Linked DNA regions of Homo sapiens: region 1 is linked to region 2. Evidence: chromatin loops called from intact Hi-C (ENCODE). Cell type or tissue: heart left ventricle. All regions are shown on one strand. Links, peaks and the distances in the headings refer to the core of each region. The heading gives the core; the rest is flanking DNA. Region 1 has its middle 11 kb from the start of PLXNA1. Region 2 has its middle 24 kb from the start of CHCHD6.

What was found. Peaks named below come from ENCODE experiments on the same cell type or tissue, not always from the same donor. Only the 100,000 strongest peaks of a DNase experiment are listed, where the experiment ranks them.
Region 1: it touches region 2 in a loop (2.4-fold over the local background); 68 of 110 quality-filtered maps call a loop at or near these places.

What each region holds. Positions count from the first base shown.
Region 1 is chr3:126,966,156-126,978,172 of GRCh38, reverse strand. No RefSeq gene overlaps it. Among named protein-coding and RNA genes, the nearest start is that of PLXNA1, 11 kb to the left of the region's middle. In heart left ventricle, for the core only: no CTCF peak of the experiment used is centred there; DNase peaks (open chromatin) are centred at 5,002 and 6,052; H3K27me3 peaks cover 300 bases.
Region 2 is chr3:126,673,885-126,685,901 of GRCh38, reverse strand. No RefSeq gene overlaps it. Among named protein-coding and RNA genes, the nearest start is that of CHCHD6, 24 kb to the left of the region's middle. RefSeq lists enhancers at 6,806-6,905, 6,421-7,027. In heart left ventricle, for the core only: a CTCF peak has its summit at 6,486 (motif pointing left); a DNase peak (open chromatin) is centred at 6,481.

The DNA.
Region 1 (12,017 bases), core at 1,276-9,275, 290 kb before region 2:
ATTCTCCCACCTGGGAGACCCTGGGTGGCCCTCCTCCCTCTGACTTCCCGTGTCACCACTTTATTGTCACTGTTCCCTCCCTTGTCCTCCCTGCTTATGGTGTCAGGGCCTTGTGCACTTTGTTGTCACCCTGCCTGCGGCCTGGCATGGAACAGATGCCCCCTGTGCCGGGTCGTGAGTGTGGAGCACTGTGGTCATCTCAGCTCATCCCCACATGCCCCTGTGGGGTCAAACTGTGAGCCTAGGCCCACAGGGAGCCGCTGACAGTGGACGTAGGGGCAAGATGGAATCACTGTTGCATTCTAGGAGGCCCACTTTGGCCACTGGGTGGAGAGGACATTGGGAGCTAGCATGGATGTGGGGAGACTGCTGACTATTGCAGAAGCCTGAAAAGAGGTGATGCCTATGGTTGGTGTTCACGGACTCATCCTCCAACTCTGAGGGTTTTGCCTGATTATCCTCCCTACACAGGAGGAGAAGGGCTCAGCCCAGCTGCAGGCATGCCAAAGAGAAGGCTCACCCAGCACCATTCTCTGCCCACCCCTGCTGCTGGTTGCAAGTGACAGAAACCCAACTGGACGTAGGCTCCAAGAGGCATCTATTGGCTCAAATGAGCAGCAGCTCAGACCTACAGGATCTTGGGCACAGCAGGGTTCTGCTGGCCACTGGCTTGGTTCATGCCCACACAGCCCTTCTGCTCCTGGTGGCCTTGGCAGCTCCAAGCTTTTCTTTCCTCATAGGTCCAGGAAAGTTCCCAGAATGAAGCCTCAGTGAACCAGATTGGATCGTGTAGCCCCCTTGAACCCATCACTGTGGCCCTATAGTTGGCTGAGATCAGGGACCTCTCCAGAGTGAGTAGGTGGAACTGGGGAAGTGGTTACCCCAAAGAAAATCCAGGTGCAGTTTTCAAACAAGTGGGCCTGGATGCAGGACAGGTCAAACCCACCAGGAGCCACTGCAGCCCCGATCTGCACCTCCACAGCCAGCACAGCCCACCCGCTGTCCACCTTCCGCCACATCCAGCTGGGACCAAATGCTCAGCACGCACAAGGCAGGAATCCACGTGCTTATCCGCTGAGCTCCTCTATGAGGTGGGCAGACTGCTGTCACCCATCTACACATGTGGACACAGCAGCAAGTCAGGGGCTGTTCTGACCAAGGCCACAGCCAGGTGGTGGTGGGGCCCAGTTTCCAGAGCAAGTGGTGTGGCTCCCCTGTGGGCGCTGCAACCCATGTTCTGCCATGTGGCACAGTGGGTAGTGTGGAGATGCCTGCGCTCAGGACCCTGTGGGGCCAACAGGCCACCCTACAGCCATGTCTCCCTGGTACCCAGTGCTCTTTGCACACTGTACTCTTGCTCCAAAGACACCTCCACATCAGGCCTTTCCTCATGCTGTGCTCCTGGCCAAGAGGGTCCCCACCTGGCCCTTTCCTCTTTATTTTTATTTTTATTTTTTTTTAATTTTGTAGAGATGGGGTCTACCTATCTTGGCCAGGCTGGTCTCAAACTCTTGGACTCAAGTGATCCTCCTGCCTCAGCCTCCCAAAGTGCTGGGATTAAGGCGTAAGCCACTGTGTCCAGCCACCATTCATTTTTCAAGGCCCAAGCTCCTTCTCCCCTCCTCCAGGAAGCCTCTCTGCAGCCCCCACCCCACCCCAGGAGCCCTCCTTGGCTTCCTTTCCCTTTGACCACTCTGGGCGTAGGTCTGTCACCACCCCACTCCCGGTCTGGAGACAAAACCAGGTCAATGTCAATACTTTATTGCACAAAAGACAGAGTAGCAGAGTCCCTCCCCCTGCCCCCCACCTGCCCACACACATGCAAGCAATCCCTGGAGACTGGGGGGACTTGGCACTGCCTCCTCCTGGGGCTGCAAACTCAGATGACTTCAGGGGCCAAGTAGTTGATGGAGGTAAATAGTGAGATGGGCCAAATGCCGGAGCAGGCCAGGGCTGCAGCAGCAGTAATCGGTGGAATGCATGCACATGTTATTGGGAGAGTGTGGAGTGAACAAGACCTTTCAAAAGTGTGAAGATCCCAGCCAGCAGGCCTCCAGTTTGCAGTCCGTGGCTCAGTCCAGCTCCTACCACTCCCAGAATGCTGCTTGTCATCCTGGGGGTCACAGTCAGGTCACCAAAGATGTTCCCAAGTATGGGAGCCCTCTCCAGGGCCATAGCCTCTGGAAAAGCCATCCCTGGCACCCTCTTTTTAAGGCCTAGCAGCCCTTGCCCCCACTGCCCTGCCAAGAAGCAGGGCAGCAAGAGATCAGCCTCCTGCTTCCCTGGAGATGAGGGAAGCAACCCAAGTTTTCTCATTGTGCTAAAAACACCTGGGTTAAAGTGGGGATGCTGGGTTTCCCTCCCCCATTCCTGATGTAATGGGGCAGCACCCCTCTCTGTCTACCATATGGGGTCAGGAGAGGCCAGCTGTGAAACAGAAGATTGAAATGTAATCCAGAGTCTCAACATACAATACCCCAAACTTTCAAGATCCAATAAGAAAATCACCTGTCATAGCAAGAACCAGAGAAATGTCAGTTGTACCAGAAAATACAATCAGCATACACCAATACTGGTATATGTTGAACAGGAAGGAATATCAGGATTACCTGATGAGGCTTTTAAAGCAGCCATCCTAAAGGTGCTTTGATGAGCAATTATGAACATGCTTGAAACAAATGAAAATAAAGAATGTTTCAGCAAGGAAATAGAAGTTATAAAGAGAACCAAATGGACACTTTAGAATTTTTTAAAAACATACAATAATCAGAATAAAAACTTAATCGATAACTCCAAAGCAGAACAGAGGGGACAAAGGAAAGATGCAGTGAACCTGGAGATAGAGCAATATAAACCACCCAGTCTGAAACAGAGAGAAAATAGACTAGGGGTGGGAGAAAAGAGTTCTCTGAGAGATAACAAAAGATCTAATATTCATGTCATCTAATTGCCAGGAGGAGAAGAGAAAGAGGACAAAGCCGAAAAAATATTGAAGAAGCAATCTCCTAAACTTGGCAAAAGACATAAATGTAAGGATTTAAGAAGCTGAATGAACTCCAAACGTTATAAACCCAAGGAAATCCACACCAAGACATATCACAGTCAGACTTCCAAAAACTAAACAACAACAAACCCCAATTTTGAAAGCAGCCACGTAACCACCTTCCAAAAAACATGGATGTCTCATCAGAAAGCATGGAGGCAAGAAATAAGTGGAACGTTTTTAAGTGCCATAAGAAAAGAGCTGTCAACCATAAATTCTATACCCAGTGAAACTATCCCTCAGGAATGAGGAGGAATCAAGACCTTCTCAGGTGAAGGGAAAAGTAAGTTTGTTGCCAGCAAACCTACTGTGAAAGGAGGGCCAAAGGAAGTTCTTCTCATGGAAAGAAAGTGATAAGGAAGGAATCTTGAGACATCAGGAAGAAAGTACAATGGAAAGAGCAAAACTATGGGTAAATACAATGGACCCCTTCTCTGAAGGTTTCTAAGTTACATTTGGTGGTTGAAGCAAAAATTATAGCATTGTCGAATGTCTCAATGTATGTAGAAAAAATATTTAGGATAATTATATTATAAATGGAAGGGGAAAAGGGACACAAAGAGAGGGAAGCTTTCTACATGTCACTCGAAATGGTAAAATGTTGATGGCAGTAGACTGTGATAAGTACATATGTATAATGCAGTATGGCAGCCACTAGAAATCTATACAAAGATATACACTAAAAACACTGTACAAAAACCAAAATAGATGCTTAAATATGTCCAAGTAACACTCAGCAAGGCAAAAAAAAGAAAATAGAGAAACACCACCACCAACAAACACAGGAACAAACAAAGCAAAAAATAAAACAGCAGACTGAAGTTATGTCAGTAATTACAGAAAATGTAAATGGCATAATTCCATTTATATAACATTTTTGAAATAACAAAATCATAGAGATGGAGAGGAGATTGGCGGCTGCCAGGAGCTGGGGTAGGGGGGTGATTGTCACTGTGAAAGGGAGTACCAGGGGGTCTCCATGGAGAGGGAACAGCTCTGTATCCTGGTTACAGGGACAGAAACATGGATCTCCATGTGTGATAAAGTGACACAGGGCTTGACACCCTTGTCACACCAGTGCCAATGTCCCTTTTCTGATGTGTGGTGGTTATGTAGAATGTGACCATTGGGGGAAACTGGGTGAAGGGTACACAGGCTTCTCTCTCTATTATCTTTCCAACTTCCTGTGAATCTGTAATTGTTACAGATTATCATTATTTCAATATAAAAAGTTAAAAAAAATACCTTTGCTGTTGCTCTTACACCAGCACCAACTCCACTGCTGGCGTTTCCTCTTGGGCAGAACCAGTGCCCTGTGCACCCCCATAGAGCTCACAGGCCAGCAGGCCTCTGGGGGCCATACCCAGCAGAGGCCATCACAGCAATCCTGGGCTGGGCTGCCTGGTCCCAGCTCCCAGAGCCATCTCTTCCTTCTCCAGGCCTCAGAGCTCATATCACCTCTTCAGAGGAGCCCCGATTGATTCCCTGATGGAAAATGCATCCCAGTCCCATTTAACCAACTGATAGTCTCTGGTCCATTCAGCTGTTTATTATTCCGGCCCCACAAATAGCAGCTCTGCAAGCCAGGGAGCCCATCTTCTCAGGGGCACAGAGCCTGGTGCCAGGCAGAGCATCCATCAGGGGCTGTGGGGGTGCAGTTGCTATCAGTTGCTGCAGCATCACAAGTCGCCCTAAAATGTAGTGGCTTCAGCCAGTAGCTGCTCTTCTCTCTTATGGTCTCTGCAGGGAATTCAGAGAGGACAGTGGGAAAGGCTGGTCTCTGTCCCAGTGTCCGAGGCCTCAGCTGGGACTTGCACAGGCTGCAGCTCCTCACCCACCTGTCTGGCAAGACTCCCCTGGGGCGGGGCTCTTTGGCAGCTCTGTCTAGCTCTGTGGGGCCTTTCCACAGCCTCTCCAGCATGGTGGCTTCAGGGCAGCCGACCTTCTTATGTGTCCATGCACAGCTCCCATCCAGGGGGGCAGGGAGAGGAAGTACAGAGGAGGAGAAGCGGGGGTTTGGGGCTCAGAAGCCTGGAGGGCACCACCGCTGGGCTACGCTGCATCAGGCAGATTGGTGACAAGCCCCATGGCTCTCCAGGGAACAGAGCACAGCCCCCTCTTCTGGCAGGGGTGACAGGCCCACTGTGCATTGCAAAGCCCTGCAGGACGGATGTGCAGGGGAGGCAGTCTTTGGAAAACACAATCTGCCACCTGACCAGCAGCAGGCTGCCTCCAGGGGCCTGAGCTGCTAGCCTTGGATTCCAGCCCCAGCCATGGAGAGCCTGCTGGGAGCCCCCTACCCACCCCCAGCCCCATGCATGCCTCTTTGCAGCAGCCTGCACTATTGATGGGTTGGTGCATGGGTGGGAGTGGAGCTGGAAAGGGAGGGTGGGAGTTTGGGGATCTCTTCTAACCGCCATGCCATACTCTGCCTCAGCCCTATGGAGCAACCCTGGCCCAGCGGGGAATGCCACCATGGCAGCTGGGGGCTCATCTGAAGGAGCACAGGGTTTGAAGGCAGCAACATGGGGTCCCCTCCCGACACCATCCCTCAGTGCCTTTTCGGGACCACACCACAAATCACGTGGCCCTGGGGTCTCTGTGAGGACCAGAGCAAAGAAATTTGAAGGGCCGGCCCTATGCCAGGTTCCCCAAGGCATCTTGACCACCGGGTGGGTGGGGAGGGGCCACGACTGCCCCCTTTACATGGATGAGGAAACCAAGGCATGAAGAAGTGACAGGCCCCAGGGGCATACTTGGCAACTGCTCTGGACAGCCACAGACGGAGCCACAGAGGCCCCCGGAGGAAGCAGAGAGTCGCCCTCCCCCTGCCAGCCTCTCTTCCTACCCTACCCCCACCCTCCATCACGGGGGTGCTTTGTGCTTTCCCCGGTTCACCACGAGCTTTGCACATGATGCTTGTTCTGCTCCTCTGTTCTGGAGACAGAGGGAACAACTTATTTCCCCTGAGGTCACCCTGCTGACCTTCCTCCAGCCCCCGCACAGGCTCCTCCTCTTCTGGGAAGCCTGCCTTGAAGCACCCGCCCACCCGGCCTGGGTTGGGAGCAGCTGCAGCTCACCACAGGGCATCACCCCTTGTCCTGGGCCTGCGTCAGAAGCAGAGGTGTCCCGAGGCCCTGGTGTTGCCAGCATGGTCTGCATTCCACAGAAAATGCGCAGGCAGAACCAGCCCAGCTCTCCTGTGCCCTCAGAAGCCCAGGCCAACCGAGTTGCCCACCCTTCCTGGGCACGTGGTGTGCCAGGTACCAGCCCCAGGGACGCAGGCCCACTGAGGAGGGGGCAGCAGGGCAGCGAAGGGAGGAGCTGGACCTGAACACACAGCACCTAGCTCCAAGCCCCATGGCCTGGAGACCCCATCCAGATGGCAGAGCTTTTTGGGCTCAAGGAATAAACACCAAAATGTTTAAAATATTTAAACATTTAAACATTTAACAGCCAAAGCTAGGTGCAGTGGCATGCGACTGCAGTCCCAGCTACTTGGGAGGCTGAGGGGGGAGGATCACTTGAATTCAGGAGGTTGACTCCAGCCTGGACAACACAGTGTGACTCCATCTTTAAAAACTGAAAAATATGTATATGTTTAACAGCCAGTCAGAGTAGACACCGGACATAAACCATGGGCAGGACAGCACCGGAGGAAGCTGGCTGAAACCCGGCTTTGCTTCATCCCAAGGGACATTCATCAATGTGCTTCCCTGTCTGGCTTCAGGCAGGGCTGAATCCGGGGACTCCCATAATGTCACCAGGCATCTATTTCTTGGTTTCACCTTCCTCTGTGTGCATTCCCAGGTGTGGTGTCCCTACCTGACCCTTTGCTGCAGCCACTAGGAGGAAAATACAAGAGACTTTCCCCAACCTGGAACAGATGCTAGCAGTCTCCCCAACTTACAGCTGCACTCACCTCTCAACTTCACACTATAAGGTGGGGATGGTGTGGGGACAATTGCTCTGATATCACAGCCACCGCCGCCCCAAGTACACTTTACCCTTTGAGTTGTCTGGCCTTTTTTTTTTTTTAAGATGTTTTAATTATTAAAATATATGCTCGTTGTAAAAAAAAAATCCAAGAAATGCATAAAAGGATACAATGAAGTCGGCCTCCCTCCAGCACCTGCCCCCAGCTCACCAGAGCAAAAACTGATATGGGTGTCTCCTGTGTCCATGAAGAGACGTATACACTGTGTCCAACGTGCAGATACAGAGGGACATCCTGCCTCTCTGCAAAAAAACATACAAACTAAGAGCTGCTTTTAGATAGATCTCTCTCTCCTCCCTTCTTTCCTTCCTTTTTCCTTTCCCTTCTCCCTCTCTCCTTCTTATTTCCTTCACATACAATGCAGTCCCCAATCCTTAGGCACACAGCTCAATGAATGCATCTTTACACTTCTACACAAATACATGTGTAATCTCCACAAAACAAAGGTTCCTTCTGACCCCACCCCTCGCCCCCCAGAGAACCCCTATCCAGACTCCTTCACCATAGGTTAGTTTTGCCTATCTTTGAACTTCATATAAACAGACCCATCCAGTACCATGGCAGACATACTCCAGGTCTCCCATGAGTCAGATCTCTATAATCCCCCCCACCTTAAGTGTGTGACTTGCTTCCAAGCAATAGATTGGGCAAATGTGAAGGCATGTCCCTCTCATGATTATGTTACACATACAAGGGATCTCTTTGCTGGCAATGGAGAGTCTGTGAGCAAGTCTCCAGGCAGGGGACGACTGGTGGCCTCTAGCTGAGCTGATAGCAAAAAGACAGCCCATCGATCCTCCAGCAAGATAATGAATTCTGCCAATATCCAGGTGAGCTTGAATGAGGAGCCTGAGCTGCAGAGAGGAACCCAGGCTAGCCACATCTGGAGGGCAGTCTTGGACCTCGCTGCACCACACCAGAGCTCTGACCCACGGAAAGCAGGGGACAGACATATATTGCTGCAAGTGACTGTTTGTGGTCATTAGTTAGGAGGCAGCAGAAAGCTAATACAACCGTGAATTTTTCTGTATCTGCCTCTGTCTCTCACCGCGAGGTGTCTGAGAGATCCATCCATGTTGCTACAGGGAGCTCGAGTGTGTTCTTTTTCGTGATGCTGTAGTATTTCATCGTGTGAATAAACTACAACTTAACCATTCTACTTTCCATGGGCACTTGGGTTATTTTAACCTTGTGGCTGTGATGAGTAAGGCTCTATGAACATTCTTGTGCGTACTATTTAGAGGACATACATATTCATTCTCTTGGGTATTAACTCAGGAGTAAGATTGCTGCATCGCAGTGTAGGCGAATGTTTAACTTTGTAAGGAACTGGCAAGCCATTTTCCGAAGCAACTGTCATCCTTTCATACTCCTCACAGCAGCAGTGAGCCCCCGGGGGTTGCTCCTTCTCACTGACGCTGGGTATTGCCTGTCCTTTCACCTCAGCCATTGCTTGGATGTAGAAGCACTTCCTGGTGGTTTCAGTTTGCATCTCCCTGGTTAGTCGTGATGATGTGGAATAGTTTTTTTCTTATGCTTACTGGTCTCCCTGGAGGATTTTCTAATATTACTTTGTTAGTGCTAGGGTTTTTTTTTTTTTTTATCTGACCTTTAACCCTGAGCTGGAAGTTCAGGGAAAGAGAAATTCACCTTGTAAGGTGAGCATTGCTGGAGACTCTCACGGAGACACACGGGGTGCCTCACCTCATCTTGGCCTGGTGAGCCCCTCAGCAGAGGACCTTGCTAAGCTACACCAGAGCTTGGACCCATGGAAAGCTGGGAACAAAACAATGGGGACAGAAAGAGCTGGGCTGGAAGGAGAAAGCCCAGGTCCCAGTAACTGTGGTTAAGCCTCTAGATGCAGCTGGCCTGAAGCTCACTCCTGGACTTTTGAAGCCCACACATTCTTTGCGGTAGTCAGTTTCAGCGAGGGTTCTGTCACGTGTGCGGGAGGGGGTGACCGACACCGAGCCTCTGTCCAGCAAGCTGACATTTGGAGGCCCCCCAAGCTCTGCAGCATGGGAAAGGGTAGAGGGGATCTCTGCCTTCCAGGCACTCCCCCATCCCACCCACTGCTAGTCTGCACCCCACTTCATTACTGAGTGTGTTTTGAGGCTGAATAACCATGTAATTGGCTCGTCCATTTCATAGTCAAACTTCGGCAAATATGTTTTTCATAATTAGTTGATGTTTATTTAACGGGAATAACCAGCCCATTAAATTTAATGAGGCAGGTTATCACATATGAGGGGGAAGTGTTTTTCCTTATAGAGAACCCGGTTTGGGCGGTGCTGGTCCCAGGGCCAGGGCAATGAGGTGGCTCGCCTGTGTGTGGGTGTCTCTCCTGGGAGAGGAGGCGTGCAGGGAACCGCAGCCCCTGTCCCAGCCTGCTTCGGGCTGTCCCATCCCCTCTGCTTTTTCTGCATTGTGTACCACCCTATAGAACCTGTTTTTGATCTAGTCTGTCTCCCCCACTGATCTCTAAGCTCAGAGGACAGGGCTTTTCCCTCGTGTTGCTCATGCTCCATCTTCAGTAGATGAAACACAAAGGGTGAATAAACAACGGAGACCCCTCTTGCGGCTGCCACTCCCATGGCTTTATGGGCCTCCCTCTGGCACACAGTCGCCTCCTGCCTTGTCCCTCCTCCCCCTTCTCCTCCTCCGCAGGGTTTATGCCCTTGCCTCTCTCTGCTTGGCAGGCAGGGAAAGCAAAATACTCAAGGAGATCCAGGCTTGGCCTGGGGGCTGAACAGCTGGGCCCAGGTAGCACCCACTGAAGACCCCAGATGTGTCGGAAGAGCGGACCCCGGCCTGGCCACGACCCGACAGGCCCAGACTGTGGAAGACCATGTCCAACATCTACATTCAGGAGGCTTCTAGCCTGGGGGTAATAAACAAAATTCAGATTAACTTAGAAAAACAGAAAATACAGTCAATTATAAAACAAAAACCAAAACATCCATAATCCTATCCCCAGAGAAAAGCGCGATAACATTTTAATGTCTAATGCTGTTGACCTTTTTCTCTGGGCATCTATATATTTTTACATATGCATAGGTAAGATTTTTTTCATTTAAAGAATGGGTTTGTACAGTGCATGCTACTTCTTTAAATGGAGTGGAGAAAGTGCCACGTGAATACACTCAGTATCCCTATTCTTAGAGGCTTTAGAGCTGTCTTATGGAGGTACCACATTTTATTTCATCCCCTATTGTTGGGCATTTAGGTTGTTTCCAATATTTTGACACTATTATAAACACTAGTGGCACACACTTGTAGTCCCAGCTACTTGGAAGGATGAGACAAGAGGATCGCTTAAGCCCATGGGGTCAAGGCTGCAGAGAGCTAGGATCGAGCCACTGCACTCCAGCCTGGATGACAGAGTGAGATACTGTCTCTAAACAACAAAAGAACCCCCACCCCCTGAAAAAAGCATGAACAAAGCAGCTCCTTCACCTGGCTAGCACCAGCTCAGCCCTCTAACTTCGCATCACCTGGGCCAGGGGTTCTCAACTCCCGGGCTGTGGACCAGTACCAGTCCCTGATCTGTTAGGAACGGGGGCGGTGGGCGGCGAGCATTCCCTGAGCTCCGCCTCCTGTCAGATCAGAGGCAGCATCAGATTCTCATAGGAGTGCAAACCCTATTGTAAACTGCACATGCGAGGGATCTAGGTTGCATACTCCTTATGAGAATCTAGCTCATGCCCAGTGACCTGAGGGAAAACGGTTTCATTCTGAAACCATTCCCCACTGCCTCGACCCCATCCATGCAAAATTTGTCTTCTACAAAACTGGCCTCTTGTGCCAGAAAGGCTGGGGACCACTGACCTAGGCCAAGCCCTAAGGCCCTGAGCTTGGGGGCCTCACCACAATTGATGGCAAATGTCACCTTTCCTGCTAGATCCTAAGCCCATGAGGAAATGGACTGGTATCATTACTGCTTGGAGGGCACCTGGGATAGAATGGGGAGAGCGTAATGTTAGTTCTCTGTGTCCCTTGAGCAGCTGACTCAGAGATAAACCTGCAGGGCAGTTCTCAGGAGGTACCGGGGTCCACACCCATGTGGTGAGGGAGGGGGCAGTGGGCAGAGGGTGGGCTGGGCTAGCTCCTGAGTTGGGATCCGCTTCCAAGTCACTCCCAGTGAAGACACCCTTTATACCCCACCCCATCACCAGGCAAGGGATGAAGCCCCTGGCCCCCAGGGCGTACTGTTGGTGAAGTGGCTCTCAGCAGCCAAGGCCTTCCTGGGGGGCAGACTTGCCCTGCCTGTGTTCCCAACTCCATGAGCGTTCAGCTCCCTAAGGGGACGGTGCCTATGCCTGTCCCCACTTTACACATGAGAAAACAGACTTAGATGTTCAGGAGTGGCTCAAGGCTTGGATGCTCCGGCTCCAGGGTGGGCGCTCCAGGGCTATGTGTGAACAAAGGGAGGAGGCAGTGAGCAGACATCAGGACGAGCGCCCAGGACACAGGACCTGCACACATGCTTCCTTCCTTAGGATTCGTTCTTAGAACTAGAATTGCTATGCAAACGGTGTGCACATTCCCAAATCTCCAGTGATGATTCCGGATTGGGCTATTGCTTTTTCCATTCTGCCAGTTTGGCTTCCTGTATTTTGAAGCTCTGTGTTAGGTGCACGCATGTTTTATTTCGGGGTTCTAAGTCTTCCTGTGAGCTGTCCCTTCTGTTATTCAAAATGCCCCCCCTTTGTTGCCTATAATGCTTCCTGTCTCAGTCTGCTCAGTCTGATACTAATACAACCATTTCAGCTTTCTTACAGTTTGCAGGACTATCTTTTTCTATTCCTTTCTTGTCAATCAACTTGTGCTCTCATAATTAAGGTGATGTCTCTTGTAAATAGCAAACAGAGGAATGTTGTGGGGTTTGTTTTGCTTGTTTTTGTGAGTTTGCACACTCTGAAAGGCTTCGATGCTTTTCACCCAATGAGTCCTCCCAGAAGGTCTCAGTGATTCATC
Region 2 (12,017 bases), core at 1,726-9,725:
GCAGAGACCACAAGGTGAGAAAGGAAGCAAGAAAGAGTGGGGGAGGCTCTTTTTAACAACCGGCTCTCAAGGGAACTCTCAGGAACTAGTAGAGTGAGAATTCATGCACCCTTCCCCAGGGAGGACATTATTCATGAGGAATCCACCCCCATGACCCAAATGCCTCCCATTAAGCCCCACATCAAACATTTGGAATCAGATTTCAACATAAGATTTAGAGGGCCAAACATCCAACTATAACATTCCTTCCCTGGTCCCCCAAACCTCATGTCCTTCTCACATTGCCAAATACAATAATCTCTTCTTAACAGTTCCCAAAAGTCTTAACTTGTTCCAGCACCAACTCAAAAGTCCGAGATCCAAAGTCTCATTTTAGACTCAAGGCAAGTTCCTTACAGCTGTGAGCCTGTAAAATCAAAAACAAGTTATTTGCTTCCAAGATACAATGGCGATACAGGCATTGGGTAAACATTCTCAATTCCAAAACGGAGAAATTGGCCAAAAGAGAGGGGTAACAGGCCCCACACAAGTCTGAAACTCAGCAGGGCAGACATTCAGTCTTAAAGCTCCAGAATGATCTCCCTTGCCTCCATGTCTCACATTCTGGGCATACTGGTGTGAAGGGTGGGCTCCTAAGGCCTTGGGCAGCCATGTGAGCTATGCCCAGCAAAGCCACAGGGGTGGGGAGTTGAATGCCTGTGGCTTTTCCAGGCTGGGGTTGCATTCTCCCGGTGGCTCTACCATTCTGCTCTCTGGAGGATGGTGGCCCTGCTCCCACAGCTCCACCAGGCAGTGCCCCGTAGAGACTCTGTGCAGGGGTTCCAACCCCACATTTCCACTGGGCACTGCCTAAACAGAGTCTCTCTGTGGGGGCTCCACCCCTGTGACAGGCATCTGCCTGGGCACTCAGGCTTTCTGGTGCATCCTCTGAAATCTAGGTCAAAGGTGCCAAGCCTCCACCACTTTTGCCTTCTGGGCACCTGACACTTAACACCACATGAAGGCCATAGAGACTTATGGCTTGTGCCCTCTTCTGTGCAAAAAGGGCTCTGCCTTCATGTAGCTCTCTCTCTCTCTCAGAACAAAGGAAATGTTTTCTGGAAGCCACCAACAATCTTCTGGAGTGGCATTGGGCAGTTGTGGGTCACACACACACCCATAGACCAGGCCCTGGCAGAGGGCACAGAAGGGCTGTCTGCTTTAGACCATGGCAACTTGTTCCCTGGGCTGGACGCACTGCCATGGCAACTTGTTCCCTGGGCTGGACGCACTGCCTCACAAAACCAGCCCTGCCCACACCTTTATCCAAGCCCCTCCAAGTACCCCATTTGAGCAGCCATCTGTTTCCTGACAGGACCAGGCTGTGACAGGGTTGCTGCGTGTGCAGTGTGAGTATGCTGCATCTGTGTCAGGGCGTATGTGTGTGCAGTGCATCAATGTGAATAAAGCATGTGCGTGTGTGTGTGTGTGAGAGTGTGAATTGCAGAAAGGGAGAGAGTGAGTCCAGACAACGAAGCTACTTGGTCCATTGTTCCCAGTCCCCATGCTCTGTTCCCACCTGCTCTCCCTCCATCCAGGAAATTCCTCGTGTGAACAAAGCCTCCAGATGGAATGAATCAGCTGAAAAGCATAAGTGGCTCAAGCAGAAAGTCAGGATCAGCCTCCTTGGCCCCAGTTTCCCTTTTTTTTTTTTTTTTTTTTTTTTTTTTTTTTTTTTTTTGCTTTTCAGAGTTTTAAGCTTCAGCTTTAGCCCTGGTTTTAACCATTCAGCCAAGTGGATGTCTGCTCAGCCGGCCAAACAGCCCCAGCAGCTTCCCCTGGGGCTGTGCCACAGGAAGGTGGTCCCTTATCACAGCTCTCCTGAGCGGAGCTGGCTGGAGTGGGAGAGGCAGAGGACATGGATGCCCAAGGATAGCAGGGTAAAAAGAGAACATTTGGCGCAGCAAAGCCAAATGGGCCACAGAACTCTCAGCGAGGGGGGCTGAGGTTGCTCAGAGCAGAGCTTGTTCAGCCTGCATCCCATTTCCTCTCACTAGTCTTCCTACACACACGCACACACACACCCAGACACCTGCACACACACACACACCCAGACACCTGCACACACACACACACCTGCACGCAGAGCTGTGATCTGAAAGGCAGCCCAGACTCAGGTGGAGGCTGGGCTTCCTGATTTGTCTCAAACAAAGGCTTGTGCCTGCTCCCAGGAGCTGTCTGCTTGGAGCCCTGGGGCTCTGCAGCATGCTCAGAGCCAGTCCAGGCGTGGGCAACCACAGCCAGGCAAGAGCTCACAGCCTGAGCTCTGGAGCAGCCCAGAGCACTGTCAGAACTCACAGGGGCTGGGAACGGCAGGGGCTGAGGCCGGACGAGCCATTGGTCCTGCTTAGAGCAGAGAGGGCATCAAGGAAAGCTTGTGAGATACATACATACATACATATATATATACATACACACATATGTAACATATATATAATATATATATTTTAATCTCTGCATTCCTCAGTTTCACCATCTGTAAAATCGGGATAATAATGGTACCTGCTTATAGGATTGACATGGGATTGTATGAATTAATACATGTAATGGATTTAGAATAATACCTGGCAAAGAGGAAATGAAACCAAGGGGTTAATTTGATCGGGGCTGCCTGGCCCGCTTGCTTTTGGCCACTCACTCACTTTTTGTTATTTTTTTTTTCATTTTTCCATGAAGCTAAAGTCTGTGGTAGCCGAAGGCCTCACCACTGAATGCTGAAACTTAACCTTCACTGGCTACTTTATAGATAACATTCATCGGTCACCAAGGTCATAGTCACTTCCATTGTTTTTCAGGAACTTGGGGCAGCTCCTGTCCAGTTCAAACCAGTTGAGACCACTGACCCTTCAACTGGGCCTGCACAAGTGCCTGAGAGGTGGCTTTTTGACATCGGAGAGCCAAAACCTACCCCCTCAGGTCATGCTACCACTGCTGTTTTCTGTACACATGTCCTATGAAATACCATGAACCCCGACTGCACTTGTGCAGAATGAATGTGTTGCTTCATTTCCCCACTGCCAATCACCTTTTCCCCCAAGCCTTAGAGAACCCCGCTCCCCTAACCTGTAAATACCCCTAAGCCTTATCTTCCAGCAGGAGGATTTGAGGGCTGTTCTCCCACCTCCTCACTTGGCGCCCTTGAGGGAAATAACTCTCTTCTCTTTTGCAAAATTTGTCACAGTGATTGATTTACTGCAAGCGTGCAGAATGAGCCTGGACCCGGCCAGCCACAGAAACACTCAAGTATCAATGGTTATTATTATGATATACAGCATTCCAAGGAACCTGGCACGTTGGATATTTCCATCTTACACATGAGGAAACTGAGGCTCAGACAGGGCATGTGACTTGCCTGAGGTCATGCAGCTAGAAGGAGGCAGAGTCAAGATTTGAAACCAGGTCCACATGGCTCAGAAGATGAAGATTTCTCCAGGACCCCGCATGGCCTGGTCATGCCTCATGGAGCATTGCCAGCTGGGCCCTTGGGTGTGGGACGTGGAGCTGGAATGGAGGCAGCCTGGTTAGTGGCCGGCCTGACCATAGCAATCAGGGCCTGAGGCCCAGGAAGGGGTATGGGCATGGGGAGGGAGAAGAGTCTCCTCCTTGGGGAGGCTTGGCACCCTGCTAGCCCAGGTCCTGAGCCCAGATGGGGAAACTGTCTGGGCACCTGGCCTGGGAAGAGCCCCCTGGGGGAGTCACTCACACACCTGCCCCCAGCTCCCAGCCCTGCAGGGGTGGCTTCAACCCAGAGCTGCTAGAATGTGAAGTTACAAGAACAGTACCCTGCCTCCTCACCACAAGACTCTGATAGTTTAAGTTTTATGAGTTCATTAAATGTGTGCACAAACTTTTAAGGAAATAACATTACACTATAATGAGAGCTATAAATTGGCACTCTTCCTCTGAGTTTTCAGTGGTCATTCTAGTTGCCTACTTGGCCAAATGGCGCAGATTGTTGAGGAAAGACCTCTGTATACCCTATGCACTTTGAGCAGTTGTTGGTGTGGCTGACCAAGGTGAGGAGCAAGGAGAGGGTCACCTCCTCTGTATTCAAGGTCACTATCAGAATCCTGCATCAGAACAGGGACCACCCCACTTGGCGGCTGGGGGACTTTTACCATCCCTCCTGTAACCTCTGTCAGCCCCACTAAACAATACCCTTTAGGTAGAAACCTTGTGTTTGCATTGCAAATAGAGCTAGAAGACTGGGTCCCCCAAAGTCCCCAAATCCCCCACAAACCACCATGGGGCTGGCACAATTTTGTGCCTGTTTGCATCTGTGTCTGGCCAGTGTCCCCTCCAAAAAAAAACTTAGCTATGGATTCCTGAAATTAAAATCCACATGCTATGCATGTCAGAGCCTGGAATGCAAAAGGAAAGGTCAGCGTTTGCTGAGAGAGAGGGTGACCTGCAGAGATGCTGCAGCATAAGTGGTCCCTGGAGGACCAGGGGCCCAAGGGGGCTGAGGAAGAGTATCAGAAGAGATGGCAACATAGCGAACCACTGTCTCTATTGTTTTTTAAAAAAAGGTATTAAATGCTTGATTGCCAAATTAGGAAAAACAATCTCAATAGATGTGCTGATAAATTGACTGAATATAGCTGAAAATGAAATTGACAATCTGAAGATTATAACAGAAGAATTATCCCAGAGCATGGCTGGATGATTTCAACTCTATGACATTCTGGGAAAGGCAAAACTATGGGGACAGAAAAAAAGATCAGTGGTTGCCATTGAGAGACTGAGTGTGGATACACTGGGTTGGCCTACAAGTCTTGGTGGGATGGGCAACAACTTCCAGCCCTAGCCGTACTCCTGCAGGCTGGGTCTTGGAACCTCACTTGTTGGACTCCCAAGTCTTCCTTGTTCTGCTTTTCATAAGAAAAGCCTTGTGTCTTTTGCTTCCCTGTGTCTTGGATAAGTGTGGGATAATCCAGGATTCACAGACTTTGTAAATGAAGAAAACTCCAGATCTTCCTCCAAGCCCAGGCTTGATATCTTTGCGGCTTAGAATTTCAGTCCTGTGTGTGACATAAACATCTTGTCTGCCAGACCTAAGAAATTCATCCACACTCCCTGGCTGCTGAATTTTCTTTCCTGAGCCTATAGATGTTCTTCGTCATAAGTTGACAAAAGAGGTGCTCTGAGCCTGTGTGATAGGTTTTCCAGGCTTGCTGCCCGTTACTGTCATCTGCCAATTCATGAAGCAGTTGTATGCACCTATCCTGTGGGCGAATTTTATTTAGCCACTAATTATTGTATTCATTAAAAAGGAAGGAAGACAGGCAGGAAGAAGCACACTCAGATCTCCTCTCGGAAAATTCTCAGCTGCTCCACACATCACGTTTGAAGGATGAGAAGCACAAATAATGCTGTGAGATAAATAAATGTATAATTGAAACCACATGAAGTGGAATAATCAAGTTACTCAGCTCCCAGTGACTCCTAGTTTCTGATCTGTCTCCAGATATCAGAACTTGCAGAAACCGGTTGCACCTCCAATAACTACTACTCTGCAGCTTTTACCAGCAGACAATACCTTTGCCGTGGAGGAATAAAATGCATTCTTATAGGTTACGTGGTTTCTGCAAGTGAATAGTAACCAAATCTGAGAGGCCAATGTGCCGGCCCCAGTTTTATGGGACCTTGATGGAGTTCCTGGGAGGAGAAGGAAAGAAGCTGTGGGCTGCCGAGGGCCCCATGCTGCCCCTGCTTCCCTCCTGCAGGCATCCTTCTCACCTTCCTGCCCTCTCTCACTCCATCCCATCTCCCTCCAGTGCCTCTCCCCACTTCCAGTTCTGCATCCCTCCTGCCCACTCACTAACATGAGGGCTCCCCCAGGTCACAGCTTCCCTGGGCCTTAGTTTCTGTAAAATAGGGATAATTAAGGTAGAGAATCTACAGAGAATCAGAGGCAGATGTGAGGCTTCAATGAGTTCCAGCTGCAAAGCGCTTAGCTTTGTTAGTTTCTATGGTTCCCTTTTAGGAGGATGCCTTCGGAGCCTCTCACACTTCCGAAGCCTCACCCTGCCTTCGGCCCATGGTGAGTTTTAGTCGTGCCCCCAGGACATTCCTTAAGAGCAGCGTTGGGTTCTCCTGTCCCTCTTCATCCCTGCATCCACAGCAGGCATTTCTGCCCGGCTTTATAGTTCATAGAGTGTGTTCTTATTCATTGCCTTGTAATCTGTGTCATCCTCCTTATTTTAAGAGGAAATCAAGACCTGGAGGTGGAGGCACCGAGCTGGAACACAGCTCCCCTGGGAACCACTCTGGGCAGGACTGGCCGGCCCTGGAGGTGCTGGGTCCCTGTGGGTGGCCGACTGACAGTGCCTGGGAGGCACGTGCCCCGTCCCCGTCGCCTGCGCGGGTCAGTGGGCAGCCCAGGCCAGATCCTCTGAAAGGAGACCTCGCATTGTCTGTTTCCCAAGAAGCCGCAGTGCCACCTCGCGGCCGCCTTCAGAAGTGCATGCTGCGATCTGGCGCTCTGAGAAGCCCTGTGGGGAGGTACCTGCGTCCAGCCCAAGGGGCTGCCTGCCTGGCCCGCGAGGAAGAGCGCGTTCCTGCCGGGCCCACGCAGCTGAAAGTGGAAATGGGTTCTGTAGAATGTTTCGGCGTGCACCGAATTCGCGCAAGAATCCTCTACTGATGCCAGGCCCTGTGCCCAGGGATGGGGTGGGGGCGGTGCAGAGAAAGGACCGTGGGGTGGTGCAGAGAAAGGACCGTGGGGTCGTAGAGAGGAGTGCCAGAGGCCTTAGCTCTAAGGGGTGCGGGAATCGGAGAGGCAGAGGCCAACCAGAGGACCTCTTCGTGAGGCCAGCTGTCATGAGTGCTAGGATCCGAGCAAAGGGCCGAGTCCAGCTGCGCACACAGAGGGGCCCATCTCCTGCCACATGGTTTCCTTTCGTCCTCCCGCTTGCTCCGATTAACAGGCATCCTGCATCTTGGGCGTACAAGCTTCCCGGCCGCGCAAGTTGTTCAAGAACCCCAGAGGCAGGTGTTTCCGGGAGGCTCTAAGCCGACAGCTCTTTGAATGCCTGGCTGCTCACAGGGCCTGAGCCTCTGCCACACCCTGTTTAAGAACCCGAGGCTGCACGGCTGCTCAGGCCACCCCCAGCCAGACTCTGTCCTTCTCTTGCAGAGAGGTACACTCTGGGGCCTGGCCACCCTTCCCGCCGGGGGCCTCTCTGAGAGCCTCTGGCTCCAATAAAAGAAGGGAACAGAGTCCCAAATCCCTTTTTTCTGGCAGGCTCTTGGCCGTTGGGTGAATTTGCCACCCCCTTCTCCCTGACGTTGTGTATTAAGGATTCTTTGGAAGGGCAGACATTTCCAAGTCAGAGAAAGCGAGGGTCAATCTGCACCCTTTCTCAAAAAAAGCAGTGACGGCCTGCCTTGCATTTATACAATTTAAGGAGATTCCAGAGATAATAAGGCGAGTCTGTTCCAAGGTGACTTAAGGTCTCCATTTGCAGCCAAGGGAGCAGCTGGCATAATTCTAAGTTTCCGCCTGAGCAGGCACTTCCATTACCCTCAGAACCTCCATGCTTGGTTTCTGGAAAGATCAACTTCAGCAAAGAAGCGGGCGCGGGTGGGGAGCTAGCTCTTCCTTCCCTTGACAGCCTCAGTTGGAGACCTCGGCTGCCACCACGTGCCACAGTGGGAGAGTTTCCCGTCCAATGCTCTGCTCCAGCGATGTACTGGATTCCAGCCTGGGACCACCCAGAGACTTCGTTATATGTGGAATATAGGGAAATGAACACGGCAATGTCTGCACCACACAGAAGGTCTAGATTTCTCATCTGGAAAATGGTCCATTTCTGCCCGGGTCACAGAGGAAAAAAAGATCTGGCTGGGTGCAGTGGCTCATGCTTATAATCCTAGTGCTTTGGGAGGCTGAGACAGAAGGATGGCTTAAGGCCAGGGGTTCTAGACCAGTCTAGGCAACATAGTGAGACCCTGTCTCTACAAAAAAAGAATCAGACAGTTGCAGTAGCATGTACCTGTAGTTCTAGCTACTTGGAAGGCTGAGGTGGGAAGATTGCTTGAGCCCAGGAGTTTGAGGCACCAACGAGCTGTGATTGCATCACTGCACTCCAGGCTGGACAACAGAGTGAGACTCTGTCTTGAACAAAAATAAAGGAAAGAAAAGAAAAGAGATCCCACGTGGTAAGAGAAGTAACTTTTTGCTACCTTTAAAAAATCCTTATTTTCCGTCCCCATGGTAGGTTGTTTACAACAGTGGCCATGGTTTTGCAGCCCTCCTTGCATATGTGTCCTCAGCCCGGTGACTGTGCAGTAACTCCTGAGAAGATGCAGAGTGCATTTCTCAGCCCTTGGATCTGAGCTGGCCTGTGACTCACTTTGGTGCACAGAATGTGGCAGAAGTAAGGGGATTCAGGTTCTGAGGCTAGGCTGTAACAGCCATTGCATGCTTCCTCTTCCTTTCAGATCTCTGGGCTAGCCTGCTAGCCACTCAGAAAGATACCACTCAGCAGCAGCGGAGCCATCCCAGATGCTGATGTGTAGCTGATACCCAAGTGAGCCCTGCTGAGTCCGGCTCAGATGATCAGAAGCATCCTGCCAGCCCACAGACTCATGAGCAGTACTACACGGTTGTTATTTGAACCTACTGAGCCTTGGGGTGTTTTGTCACACAGCAACAGCTAACTGGTACCCCTGCTCACCTCCTTTCTTCTGCTTCTTCCTTCATTCTTCTGTTCCTGGACCTGATCAAGGTCATCCATCTGGGTAGTTACATGTCTGTGGGTTATTTCTCCACCATCTGCCCTTGGGGGCTGGGTGTTGGGAAGGCAGCCTGCTGGAAAGTCACCCTTGCAGACCCTGGAAATAAGCTGAGGATAGGCTCTGCTGGGCAAACTCCCCCCACCAAGGAGGAGAGGCTGCTCTATAGTCTCTGGTTTGTTCCTGGACAATTCGCTCCTTCTCTTTGGATCAGTCACTCTCTAACTGCTATTTGGCTGTCACCCAAGGACTGCTACTCCTTATCCTTCTGGGATGGACTCACTTTCTTCTTGGAGCCCTTCCTCAAGGTGCATCCCCTTTTTGGTGGAGAGAAACCCCAAATAATTTCTCAAAATGTGTGCAAGGTCAACCTTGAGTCCTTTCAGATCTGAAAAGATCTATTTGCCTTTAAACATTGGCTTGTCCTAGATGTATAGGTTCAAAATTCCTTTCCCCCAGAAATTTGGAGACAGTCCTCACTTTCTTCTGGCAGCCTGAGTACCTGATGAGGCAGCTGATGCCAAAATGTCCCTTCCCTGCATCCACCTATTTTGGAAGCTTGTAGGATATTTCCACTATTCTTGATATTCTGGAATTTTGTGCTGATGTCCCATGGGCCTTTTTTTATTCATTATGCTGGGCATTTGAGTTCCCTTCAAACTGAAGACCCAGGTGCTTCAGTTCTGGGAAATTGTCTTCTATTATTATATTATTATTTTACTATTTATGCCCCTTTCTCTCTGTCCTCTATTTTTGAGTCTATTAGGCATTTCAACCTCATGGATTGATTTTCTTGGTTTCTTATATTTTCTCTCATTTTTTAAAACCTTTTTACCTAATTGTCCCATACTGTGGGAAATTTTATTATACATATAGAGATAGATATATATGCACATGTGTGTATACAAATAAATGTGTATATGTATTTTTTTCAAATATTACTATAATATTACAAGTAACAGAAAAATGCAACATAAGATGCTTAAATATGTATATACATACACACACACACACACACACACACACATATACACACACACATTTTGACAATAATACTTCAAATTTACAAGAGTTATTTTCTGGCTTTGTAATTGCTTCTTCTCCATAGCATCCTATTCTTGTTTTATGTATTCAATATCTTCTTTTTTCACAGCTTCAAGATACAATTCACATACCATACAATTCACCCATTGAAAGTGTACAACTCAATGGCTTTTAGCATATTCGCAGAAAGGTGCATCAATCACCACAATCAATTTTAGAACATTTATATTACTCAAAATGATGAACTCTATAACCCCTTGCCATCACTTCCCATTCTCCCCCTCCCTATTTTCTCACCCCTCCAACACCGCCAGCCCAAGGCAACCATGAATCTGCTTCTGTTGCAATATGTTCTTGGCTTTATCATCTGATTTCTTGTACCTGTCTTCAATTAATCAAGAACTTCTAAGACATAAAAGGTGACTAACTAGGCCATATCCTATCCTAAGAGATATATATAGAAGAAAAAGACAAATTTACATTGAGAAGCATAGAAAAAGATAGGTATGCAAATACCAACAAAAGAAAGTAGATTTGGCCATGGTAGTATTTAGAAAAAAATAAAATTTAAGGACTAAAGTGTTAATTAACTAGGACAAAGAATAATATTTTATGAAAAAATATAATTCATTAAGACATTGTGAGTCATGAATTTTTCTTCACCTAATATTAGAACCTTGAAATATATTTATTTGTTAAGATGCTTTGGTTGCAAGTAACAGAAAAATGCAACTCAAGCTGGCTTACATAATTAAGGGAATTCAATGGACCACAAAAGTCCAAAGATAGAGCAGCTGTCAGGTGAGTCTGATCCAGTGGCTGAATGACATTCCCAGAGACCCGGTTTCCTTATTTTTCTCATGCTTGCTTTCAGGCAGGGCATTAATTTCATCTTCTGCAGTCTCTCCTCATGATCAGAGGATGGCTGATGAAGCAACTGGAGTCAAACATTTCCCTATTAGCATGTAGTCTGAGAGATATCTCTCATTTCAATCAATAAAAAACAATTCCTGGGCTAAATCTTCATGGACAAAATTAGGTCATATGACCATGGCTGAACTAATCAATGTGGCCAGCCAAGGGGATGAGAGGGACTGGTTGACTTAGATTTGGCTTATGTACAAAATTTTGAAATAAATTGGAATAAAGGGGAGAAATTCTTCAATTATCCAAGATTATGATAGCTCATTGTGGTGTGAAAAGACTCAATAATATCCCAAACACTTGGAAATGATGTAATATAGAAGAGGTGGAACAAATTCTGAGGAAGCCAACCACATTGTCCAAAACATATATGAGTAAATAGATTGAACAATTAACAAATCTGTAACCATAGTGGTAGATTTTTAACACACCCCTCTTAGAAATTGACATATAAAGGAAACAAGAAATAAGTACGGGCTCTGCAATGTAAATGACACAATTTCAAGCTTCTACTTTGTATGCAACATGTTGAAAATGCACATTCTTTTCAAACAGTTAAGAAGCATTGGCAGAAAATGATAATTGCTGTTAAACTGTGAAGAAGATCTTAATAATTTATAAATAGAAATCAGAGAATCCATGTTTTTGGTCTATACGATAATAAATTTGAAAATTCCCAATAAAGTGTAGCATCAACAGTGACAAAAAAAACTATCCCTTTAAAATATTTAAACATACCTCCTAAATAACTGTTGCATTAAAGAGAAAATTAAAACCAATCTAATTTTTAAAAACTGATTTTCAATTTTTGATTAAAAATTGAAAACTATTTAGAAATAAATGACAATGATAGCCAACCATCACAACTGCTATGGGGAGCCAAATCCGTGTTTAGAGGAAAATTCATAGCTTTAAGATGTATTTATCATGGGCACAAAAAGAAAAAAGAACTTGTAGTTAAAGATGATGAAGTAAAGTCAATTCTATTTTCTTCCTTCCCTCAAAATCCACCAAAACCAATACAATATTGTACAGTGTTCATTCTGGAAAAAGTACTATCACCAGAGGTAAATGAGCCAGGATTTAAGTCTCAGTTATCCTCCTTACCATTTTTGTGACTTTGGACAAATCACATTCTGTTCCTCATCCTTGCTTTCCTCATCTGTGAGATGGAGACATTAATCTCCACTTTATAGGGCTGTTAAGAGGAATAAATAATGAGATATTATCCAAATACTTGAGTGCTTACCATAGGCCAGATGCTGTCCTAA